2 separate regions of the Homo sapiens genome follow, and region 1 is linked to region 2. Evidence: read pairs that join two places in POLR2A ChIA-PET (ENCODE). Cell type or tissue: PC-9. All regions are shown on one strand.

Evidence for each region. Peaks named below come from ENCODE experiments on the same cell type or tissue, not always from the same donor. Only the 100,000 strongest peaks of a DNase experiment are listed, where the experiment ranks them.
Region 1: POLR2A ChIA-PET joins it to region 2 with 7 read pairs; 4 of 35 experiments call an interaction of 5 or more read pairs at or near these places.

The regions. Positions count from the first base shown.
Region 1 is chr11:19,230,626-19,235,625 of GRCh38, forward strand. E2F8 (E2F transcription factor 8) reads right to left here. Exons shown (of 13, transcript NM_024680.4): 5 at 4,119-4,433; 6 at 3,735-3,896; 7 at 1,609-1,746; 8 at 6-209. All of the region lies in intron 1 of CSRP3-AS1 (CSRP3 and E2F8 antisense RNA 1), which reads left to right. Among named protein-coding and RNA genes, the nearest start is that of E2F8, 7.8 kb to the right of the region's middle. RefSeq lists an enhancer at 1,694-2,893. In PC-9, no CTCF peak of the experiment used is centred here; a DNase peak (open chromatin) is centred at 2,486; H3K4me3 peaks cover 1,029 bases; H3K27ac peaks cover 2,819 bases.
Region 2 is chr11:19,164,212-19,169,211 of GRCh38, forward strand. ZDHHC13 (zDHHC palmitoyltransferase 13) reads left to right here. Exons shown (of 17, transcript NM_019028.3): 12 at 90-152; 13 at 841-934; 14 at 2,091-2,174. Among named protein-coding and RNA genes, the nearest start is that of CSRP3-AS1, 30 kb to the right of the region's middle. In PC-9, no CTCF peak of the experiment used is centred here; no DNase peak of the experiment used is centred here.

The DNA.
Region 1 (5,000 bases), 66 kb after region 2:
CATACCTTTGTTGGTCTTGATAGGGCTACTGGGCGCAGAATTTATCTTTCTCCGATCACTTTCTATACTCTTTACCAATTTGATAAGAGATGGGTGTCGAGTAAAGTTTGGTTTCCCACGTGTGGAAAAGAGGTTTTTGGCACAGTTCTCTTTTGAAGACCGTCTCACCTCCAAATCAGAGGGAGTAAAATGAATGACTGGGCTGGAGCCTGAAACAGAAAACGTCTGTGTATTAAAACCTGGATGGCTCAGTTGGCTTTTGGGATATGAAATAAAACAATTTTAGGAATAAAAGTGGCAAGTTACAGAGCACCGACCATGTGCCTGTCACTGTTCTAAGGGCTTTACAGAGAAAGCCTTGTTTATCTTATTAAATGGATTCTGAGACACAATATTTCCTACATTAGCATTTCTGAAACTGCACTATATCTTATAACCAGTGGTGTGCTAGAGTGTAGTTATTAGTGATTTTTCTTTCTTAGTGATATAGAAAGAATTGTGCATCTTACAATCAGTGAAGTCTTAGATCTGATGAAATATGGGTGATCCTCACAGCTCCATGAGGTAACTGTTCCTCAAGAAATGCAGCCCTGTGTCGGAGATGAGAGCTCTGACCCACACAGACATTAACCTACTGGCTCAAGGTCTCTCAACTGGGAGCATGTGGGCCTGGGATATGAACCTGGTCAATATGGCCCCGGAATTTTCACTCCAAATTCCTGCACGAAAGGACCTCTCTCTGAGATTATACCAAAATCACAGTAACTCCACTGAGGTGCCATTGTTCTTCCCATTTCACCAAGGAGAAAACTAATCCTCGAAGAAGTAGCTTGTCTCAGGCCGCAAAGCCAGAGTGGCAGGGCTTGGAATGGAACCTAAGTTTCCCTCTGTCTTCATGGCCCACGTTCTTGTCATTTTCAATGATTCTGGGTGGGGATCTTTGGTAGAATGCAAAATGTCAGCATCGCAGAGTTAAGATGAAGGCTAGAAATATCTACTTTGATACCAGAGTGAACTCATTTCATATTCTCAATGGGCACAGGTTCTGTTGTGGTCACTGTGCCGCATAGCAGCAATAGTGTTTTATGCTTTGTGGTGCTTTCAACTTTCCGAATGCTTTCACATACAGATTGTACTTCTTGAACACAGGGTGGGAGGTTGTTATGGATCTTGGTTAGCTGATGGAGCCAGTAGCCAAACTTTCTATATTGCCATTCATCTTGAATCATCTTTTCAATCATATATATCTTTTCCATGTGGGGCGGTGAGTAGGAAGGGGAAGGGAAAATATCTCCCAATGTGCATTAATTCAAAATAATAAAGCAGGATAAAGAAAATGTGGTACATATACACCATGGAATACTATGCAGCCATAAAAAGAAATGAGATCATGTCCTCTGTGGGACACGGATGGAGCTGGAAGCCATCATCCTCAGCAAACTAACATAGGAATAGAAAATCAAACACTGCATGTTCTCACTCGTAAGTGGGAGTTGAACAATGAGAACACATGGACACAGGGAGGGGAACAACACACACTGGAAATTAAAAATTAGAAAAACACACACACAAATAATAAAGCAGAGGGTGAAAGAAAAAAATACATACCACTGGTATTTGGACTGATTTCTGGGCCGGTCCATTTGAAAGCTGGTTTTCGGCCTCTTTCCTCTGTAACATGAACTTTCTTGATAAGATCCAGGCTACTCAGAACATTAGCTATATCATACAACCTCCTAATTTTTGCTGGGAAAAAAAGTATATATACCACTTAATGGAATAATGAAAAGATCAAAGAATTTTCCTTCAGAAGGACTTCATGTATATTCTAAGAGCTGTCTTAACCATCAATGTCAGACAGAGAAACATCTGCCTCCTTTTAAGTTCTTCTGGTGATACAACTTTAATTAAGATAAAAAAGTTTTAAATATTTAAAAGACTCAATTACTGCTAGTACTCAATGTTGAAATGACAATAGCATACGTTGACAAAGGAAAAACGACTTGATGAGATCACCCTATCTGAAACTATGTTACAGACTGTTTCAAAAATAAAGTCACCATTCCTGGGTATCTTCTAATGAGGATTCAGAAGAATTTTATGAGCAGAGAAGTAAAAGTATCTGTGATAAATGTCTTGCTTTTCTGCTTGTAATAGCTTATAACAAAATTTATTTACTATGGCAGCATGGAAAATTCTGTACTCCATCAACATGTGTAATTTTTTAATACTGTCTATGTAACATGCAAAACATAGATCTGTGAACTTGACAAACCTCACATATCTTAAAGAGTTTTGTTACAAAAAGTCTGTTTTTTACTGCCATCTTGATAGTACAAATTACAAATCGAGTCTCCTTCCTAGCCATATCAGAAGGTTCTGAATTCCCTGGGGATTCAGTAACTTACACCTCTGCAGTTCCTGGAATAGTTTTCAAGGCTATGACTAACCAGTGAAACAAAGATGAAAACTATCCGGTGACTCACAAAAGGCAAGTAACCCCTCAGTAGTATCAGGACGTGTTTTCTGAAATTGCAGATCTCCCGATCTCCCGAGCCAAGTGCTCCTCCCCATCCGCTGAGCACTTCTTTCCACACCCTTCCTGCAAAGTCTGGTGTAATGGTGAGGGCATAGCTCTTTTGTTAGGAATCCAATCTACAGTCCCTTCCCAATTTTGAGCAGGTAATCTAGCTAAAACCATTCTTTCAAAATGGCAGACTACCTGTGCTGCAGGTCACTTCTGGGGACAATTTTATGAGTCATTTATAAACCCTCTGTAATCAGCATCAGTGGAAGGAGACCAGGGTGCAGACCCACTTTACAATTTACTCTCATTTAGAGCTCACACAGAACAGATTCTTCTAGTGTTTCCTTTTTTTTGAGACAGAGTCTTGCTCTGTCCCCCAGGCTGGAGTGCAGTGGCGCGATCTCGGCTCACTGCAAGCGCCGCCTCCCAGGTTCACGCCATTCTCCTGCCTCAGCCTCCTGAGTAACTGGGACTACAGGTGCACGCCACCACGCCCGGCTAATTTTTTTGTATTTTTAGTAGAGACGGGGTTTCACTGTGTTAGCCAGGTTGGTCTGGATCTCCTGACCTCATGATCCGCCCTCCTCGGCCTCCCAAAGTGCTGAGATTACAGGCTTCAGCCACCGCGCCTGGCCGTGTTTACTTTTGAGAACAATGTTACAATATCAAATGAAGCAATGTGTCAAATAAGAGTAGTGATACTTGGCCAGGCGCAGTGGCTCAGGCCTGTAATTTTGGGAGGCCTCCCAAAATTTGGGAGGCCGAGGTGGGTGGATCACGAGGTCAAGAGATCGAGATCCTCCTGGCCAACATGGTGAAACCCCGTCTCCACTAAAAATATAAAAATTAGCCGGGTGTGGTGGCGCGCAACTGTAATCCCAGCTACTCCGGAGACTGAGGCAGGAGAATTGCTGGAACCCGGGAGGCAGATGTTGCAGTGAGCCTAGATCTCGCCACTGCACTCCAGCCTAGCAAAAGAGCTAGACTCCGTCTAAAAAAAAAAAAAAAAAAAAAGAGTAGTGATACTTATGTATCATAACAAGTTAGCTAAATCAATATTATCATGGCTTCTGGGGAGAAGATATAAAAACATAATTAGAGAAGATCTGTTTATGCACCTATGTTTCCTAATTTGGAAATGAGTTTACGACTGAGATTTTATTGTTTAAGAATAGGTTCAAAAATCCATGGCAGTCATGACACTTACTTTTAAACTTGCTTTTATCCAAATCTTCCACATGGTCCTCCCCAATTAAAATCTTGGCAGCAACTTCTAGGCTTACTATCTGAGGCGTTGACACCAAAAACAGCATCACAAATTTCTGGCTCATTACCCTTAAAGACTTGTCTTTGCGGCTGTTTACAGAAGCTTTAGAGAAGGATGAGGATTAGAGAATTAAAATTCATAAAGGGACAAGTGACTTCTAAAGTAACAAGGCTAAAAATACTACCACCTGATCATACAGCTGACAACTGTGGCATCTGAACATTAAAGGCAGCAGTAGCTTTAGAGCTGTGTTCTCCACAGAACCTTTTCCTTAGACAGAGGACAAATGCCATGCCGCCTGGAGTTTTCACTACCATCTCTCACCTGCCCGAAATTCCACTCCAGGGAGTTCCACAAAACACATGTCTGGGTGTCCATTTGGGCCAGTGTTTGATTTGATGATATGATCCTCTATACTGTAACTCTTAATAAAGTCAAACTCTTGCTCATATTCTTTCTTTTTGATCATCATAATCTGCTCGGCGTACTTATTCTCCTCCCCGATGCTCTTCAAGGTGCCAAGGGTTTTGTTGAGATTGTGTCGCCCGTGCCAAGTGTACCTGTTTTTGGCGAGGCGGCTCACCATATGTAAACTCTCTAGGACGTTCACGATATCGTAAATGCGTCGACGTTCAACATCTACAAAGAATGTGCAATTGTGTGTTACAGATTTTTGTAACGTGTTTAGAATTGAATAGCTTTTTCTTCCATTGGTTTATTAGTCAGTAGGTCTTGGATAATATCACTTTCCTAACTGTAAGTGAACATACTCAACAAATACTGTGAAGGTGAGAAAGACATGTGCTTGCTTTCCAAGGGCACAAATCATATGAATTAGAAAGGCAACATTTAATGAGGGCCTAAGTTGTGCTACACAGCTTTAGGAAGTTTTCACCCTAAACTTGTGAAGTAGGTATTATGATCTGCACTTTAAAAAGGATGAGAAAGGCCGGGTGCGGTGGCTCACACCTGTAATCCCAGCACCTTGGGAGGCCGAGGAGGGCGGATCACGAGGTCAGGAGATGGAGACCATCCTGGCTAACATGGTGAAACCCAGTCTCTACTAAAAATACAAAAAAATTAGCCGGGTGTGGTGGCGGGTGCCTGTAGTCCCAGCTACTCAGGAGGCTGAGGCAGGAGAATGGTGTGAACCCGGGAGGCGGAGCTTGCAGTGAGCCTAGATCGCGCCACAGCACTCCAGCCTGG
Region 2 (5,000 bases):
TGGAGCGAGAACTGTGAGAATGGTGTATAACCATGCATAATACATTTTCCAATAAAATGTGGTAATAGGTCAAACTTCATGTCTTTCAGAATATCATCACCCTTGCAGAAACTGGCTCTCTGGACTTCAGAACATTTTGTACATCATGTCTTGTGAGTTTTTTCATATAATTTTTTTCCGTAGTGAAAGCAAAGTCTTGGTAACGTTGCTGATGTAAGCATTTGTCAGATCTTCATGGTATATTTATACACCTTTGTTTTTACCCATTTCTAATTTTACATTCCTGTCTGAACAGCTTTCTGTCTTGAACATATGGCAGAATGATGTTTATAATCTCTTGAAGTTGTCTCTGGTTACATCTCTCCGTGAATTATCCATTGTGTGTTTTATTTGCTTTTCTCTGTCATGAAGCATATATTAGAACTAACGTCAAATCAGAGGCTCATAATGACCTTAGAAACCACTTAGTGAAACCTCTCATTTTGCAATTGAGGAATCAAGGGAGGAAGTAAATTCTCCCAAATTATTGGTGGTGCTAAAAATGGAACTTGGGTTTCCTTCCCTTGGTTGAGTGCTTATTTTGCTCTGTGGTACTGCCTCATTTCTGCTTAGCCAGTGTGAACAGGCTCTGGAATTCAGATCCCACTTAGTGATGTCCTAATCAAAGTAGACATATGGAAGTAAATACTAATAAGGCATTCCACAGCCTCTGTGTGAATTGATGGTCTGTTTAGGATTTGTGCCAATGCCTCTGTGACCTAAAGTTAAAATTTTGCTTGTGATTTGTTACCACTTTGAGACACTGGTTTTTGCTTAGGCCTCTCTTAATTGCCCACTTAGATAAGGAAGCCATTAAGGTCACTCCACTGCCATGTATGCAACTGCTGTGTGGCTCGATATGATCAACACTGCCTGTGGACTGGACGGTGCATAGGTGAGAGATTTAATTTTTCAATTACTACTGTGAAGTTAAGCATATGTTTAGTTATGACTCACAGAAAAAGTGGAAGGGCATCCTAGGGCTCCATTTTCAATATTCTAGTATTCCAATAGCAATGGGCCCATGCATCGTTATTATGCTACAGGTAACATAATATTTGCACATGCATCATTCTGTTTGGTAGCCACAGGCCTGTGAAGTAGACAGAAAAAATATTATCTCCATATTACTTGTAAAAACGCTAGATCAGAGAAGTTAAAACACTTAACTTACAGTGACACAACTAGTAATACATAAGCCTAGGTCTCCTGATTCCAATGGGTGTTGTTCCTTCTGCCGGGTTTTGCTGCTCCAGGAGAAGGTCGGACCATGATGTAGTAGCTGAGGAGTATTTGTGTCATTAGCATTGAAATGCTCCCATCTCCAGCATTGAGAAGGCAGCGTGTGCAAGAGAAGACTTAGCTGCCTTGCCCTTCCCGCTTTCTTCCCTTCTGTAGAAGTTTCTCAGATTGTGGGTTGCCACTCTTTGCATGTCCAGTAGCAACATGTAAATTTGTTGCTGCTCCTCAGTTTCGTTTTCTGTGTTCCCCCTGATTAAGTCAATCCTTGATATTCAGAGGTGGTGCTTTTACAAACATGTTACATGGAAGGAGGAAAGATACTGGGTATGATTTGTCCAAAATCCCGCCTGGTTCCCTTACTTCTGTCACAGGATAGGACAGCCTAGCTAGAAAAGTGTTTGCTTAGTTAACTTTATTCTATTCCAGAAGTTGCACTTTTACAAACATGTTGCATGGAAGGAAGAAAGAGACAGGGTATGATTTGTCCAAATTCCTGCCTGCTTCTCTTCCTTCCATCACAGAATAGGCCAGCCTAGAGCAGTGTTTGCTTAGTTAACTTTATTCTAGTCCAAAAAAGTATCTTCTTTTAAGTAAGCAATGAATAAATATTAGTTCAGTTAACATGGACAATTGACTGTGACATATCAGAAATGTGTGGTTTGATTTAATGGTACTTAAAAGCAAAGCAACAGCTTTATTTCTGTTTTACTTTGGTGAAGACTTTTGACAGGAAAGTGGTTAAGGAGGTCTTATGTTGAAAATCAGAAGAAACGAAAATATTAAGTATGTTTTTTTTCTTTTTTCTTGAGGTTTTGGCAACCATCACTATTACATATTCTTCTTGTTTTTCCTTTCCATGGTATGTGGCTGGATTATATATGGATCTTTCATCTGTAAGTGTAAATTTTTCTTACAACAAGCACATACATCTACACCCATTTCTACTTTTCCTTGTAAACCCTTGTATATCACATTCTGGCTGGGTGACTATAAACCATACTCCTAATAAAAACAAAGCAAATGCCTCTAAGACTCCCTCAGCATTGGGAAGCTGCAAGAAATACAAGATGAGGTTAGTTCTCAGTACTTTAGGAAAAAAATGTGATAAATTTGAAAAGTAGTCAAAAATAGAAATTCATTTAAGGCAAGTGCAGATTTGCTCCCCAGTGAAGAAGGAAAGTCAGCTGCTGAAGTACAAAGCTGGAGGTGGTAACTGAATAAAACAGGAAAAAAAAAAAAAAAAGGTCAGTGGTAGAGAGGTTGGGGGATAGTTGTCCAGTCATTAAGGAACAAACCTCTGAAAGCCCATGCCATTTGGTAAGTATCAAGTTGAAACTGAGAACTGATGGGAATACTAACAGTTAAAAGGTTGGAAATAGTAACTTGGAAGAAAACATTAGATCACTTATTCTGCGGCCCTGAGGAAGGAAAAAAGCTTTCAGTAGCGGTTTAAAAAAGTATATAGGGGTCTCACATAGGGAATGACAGCCAGCTGTTCTGAGGTGGTTGACTAAGAAGGACAGGGTTTAAATTGAACCAAGAAAGATTTTGGCTATGTCTTAAGAATTGCATTATTATGTTTTTCAGACCTTGGAAATAGGTTACCTAACTGGAAAAACCTATAGTGCTTGTAGTTTATTTATTTGGACTTTAACTGTTTATTATTTATTTATTTTAAGGCTTTTGGAGAATTGGGCTCTAAACACAGAGGCTTCACTTCCATCCACCCTCTTGTTACATTCTTGGTCAAATCTTAGACTTTACCAGTAGGGTACTAGTTTGTTGCTTGAGCTGAAGTCTGGAGTAATTCCGAAAGACATTAAGAATGTTATTTTCCCCTTAGCATCATAAGCCCAATACACATACACATTTTTCCTCTCTTTCTCTCTTCTGTGTCTCTCTGTCTCTTTAGTTTAAAATTTTTGTTAGTTTTCGAAAGGCAATTCTTTGTACACTTGCCCCCCAGGCTCCCAGTTTCCCTCCCTAGAAATATCAAGTATTACAAATTTTGTTTTGTTTGGGGTTTCATTTTTAGAGATTATTAACTAGTATCTATGTGTAATGAGTTATTTTTTGCCCTGCCATAGGCATGGAGGGCTTCAGTTACCTTGTCAGACCCTTTCCTACCTGACGCCTTGGGTGTCTTTGATCACTAGGCAATGCTTTTGTAGCTAAATGTGACTGTCACCATTTTAAATAGGTCTAATAGTCAGAAGGTTGTAATCTCTGAGCTCAGTTCTTGTCAAAAAGGCCACCAGTAACCCTGAGCATTCTATTTTTATTTTAATTAATTTTAATTTTATTTGTTTGTTTTTTGCTTATTTATTAATGTATTTTTTGAGACAGGGTCTCACTCTGTCGCCCAGACTGGAATGCAGCGGCACCATCATGGCTCACTGCAGCCGTAGCTTTTTGTGCTCAAGTGATCCTCCTGCCTTGGCCTCCCAAATAGCTGAGACTACAGGTGCCTGTCACCGTGCCCAGTTAATTTTTAAATTTTTTGTAGAGATGGCATCTTCACCATGTTGCCCAGGCTGGTTTCAAGCTCCAGGCCTCAAGTGATTCTCCTGCCTCAGCTTCCCAAAGTGAAGTACTGCACCTGGCCAGCATTCGATTTTTAAAACTTCTTAGATTATGTCTTATGGTGTAAAAAGTAAAAGAGTTTTTGACAGCGCTTGGTTCTATTGAGAAAGCTGCCTTTCAAGGCCTGACAGTAAAGCATATTCCTGGAAAACCTTTGTAAGTTGGCACATAGACCAACTTGTCTCTTGGACTGGATCCTATGGGAGAGGAGCCAGAGTTTACACCACTCCTGCCTCTCTTCTCTTCTCTCTCTTCACTAAAAATAGTCACCTTTGTTTGGCATCTATGACCAGCATAAGACTGTATTGATAAGGACAGAAGTGATTTTCCATCACATTCAGTCTTTCCAAGTTAGTTTTTTTATTACACATGTTGATTCTTCCCTTCTCTTTGTCTTTTTTCTCTGGCTCTGAACCAATTTTCATATTACATTTTGTTTCATAAGAACAGTCCCACCTTATATTCACTTACAACTGTATAAACTAGCTGAGTGTATTTTGTTACCTTTATTCCATTTATATTCCAGCAATATTTCTTTACACTGAATGAGGGCCTTGTGTCATTTATTATTATTTCACAGACAAAACATGAACTTGTGCTCCATTTCTCTAATGAGGCCTCACTGTCATCCCACCTCCCTTGTTTACCATTAATGCTGTATTACTAGAGCCCTGCTCTATACTCTCCTTCTCATGTGATCCAATAGCTGCTACTTCTGTACAGCCTCCATCCATTTCATCTTTTGTAAGGTCTGTTTACAAGGTGGATAGTAAGTGACTCCAAAAGTGTCAGCATCCTACAAGTTACAGAAAGAAAGATTGTAGATTACCATCAGGAAGAACTCTGTAACTGTCAGAGCCATCTAAAGATGAAAACGTTTGACCTGGAATGATGTGAGTTCCCTACCATTAGCCACTGGCCAGCTGATAAGAATGTATTAGCACAAATTAAAGTGTTACATTGCATAAGATAATGTACGTGACAACTTGCTGTTGTATCTTTGATATTAAATCTGAAAACCAGTATTCTGAAAACTTCAGTGTGAGATCATGCTGTATTATCAAAAGAATTCCCAGAAGGGAGCAGTAGAAATCCATAAACTGAAAGAAAATAGATATTCTTTCCCAATCAACAGC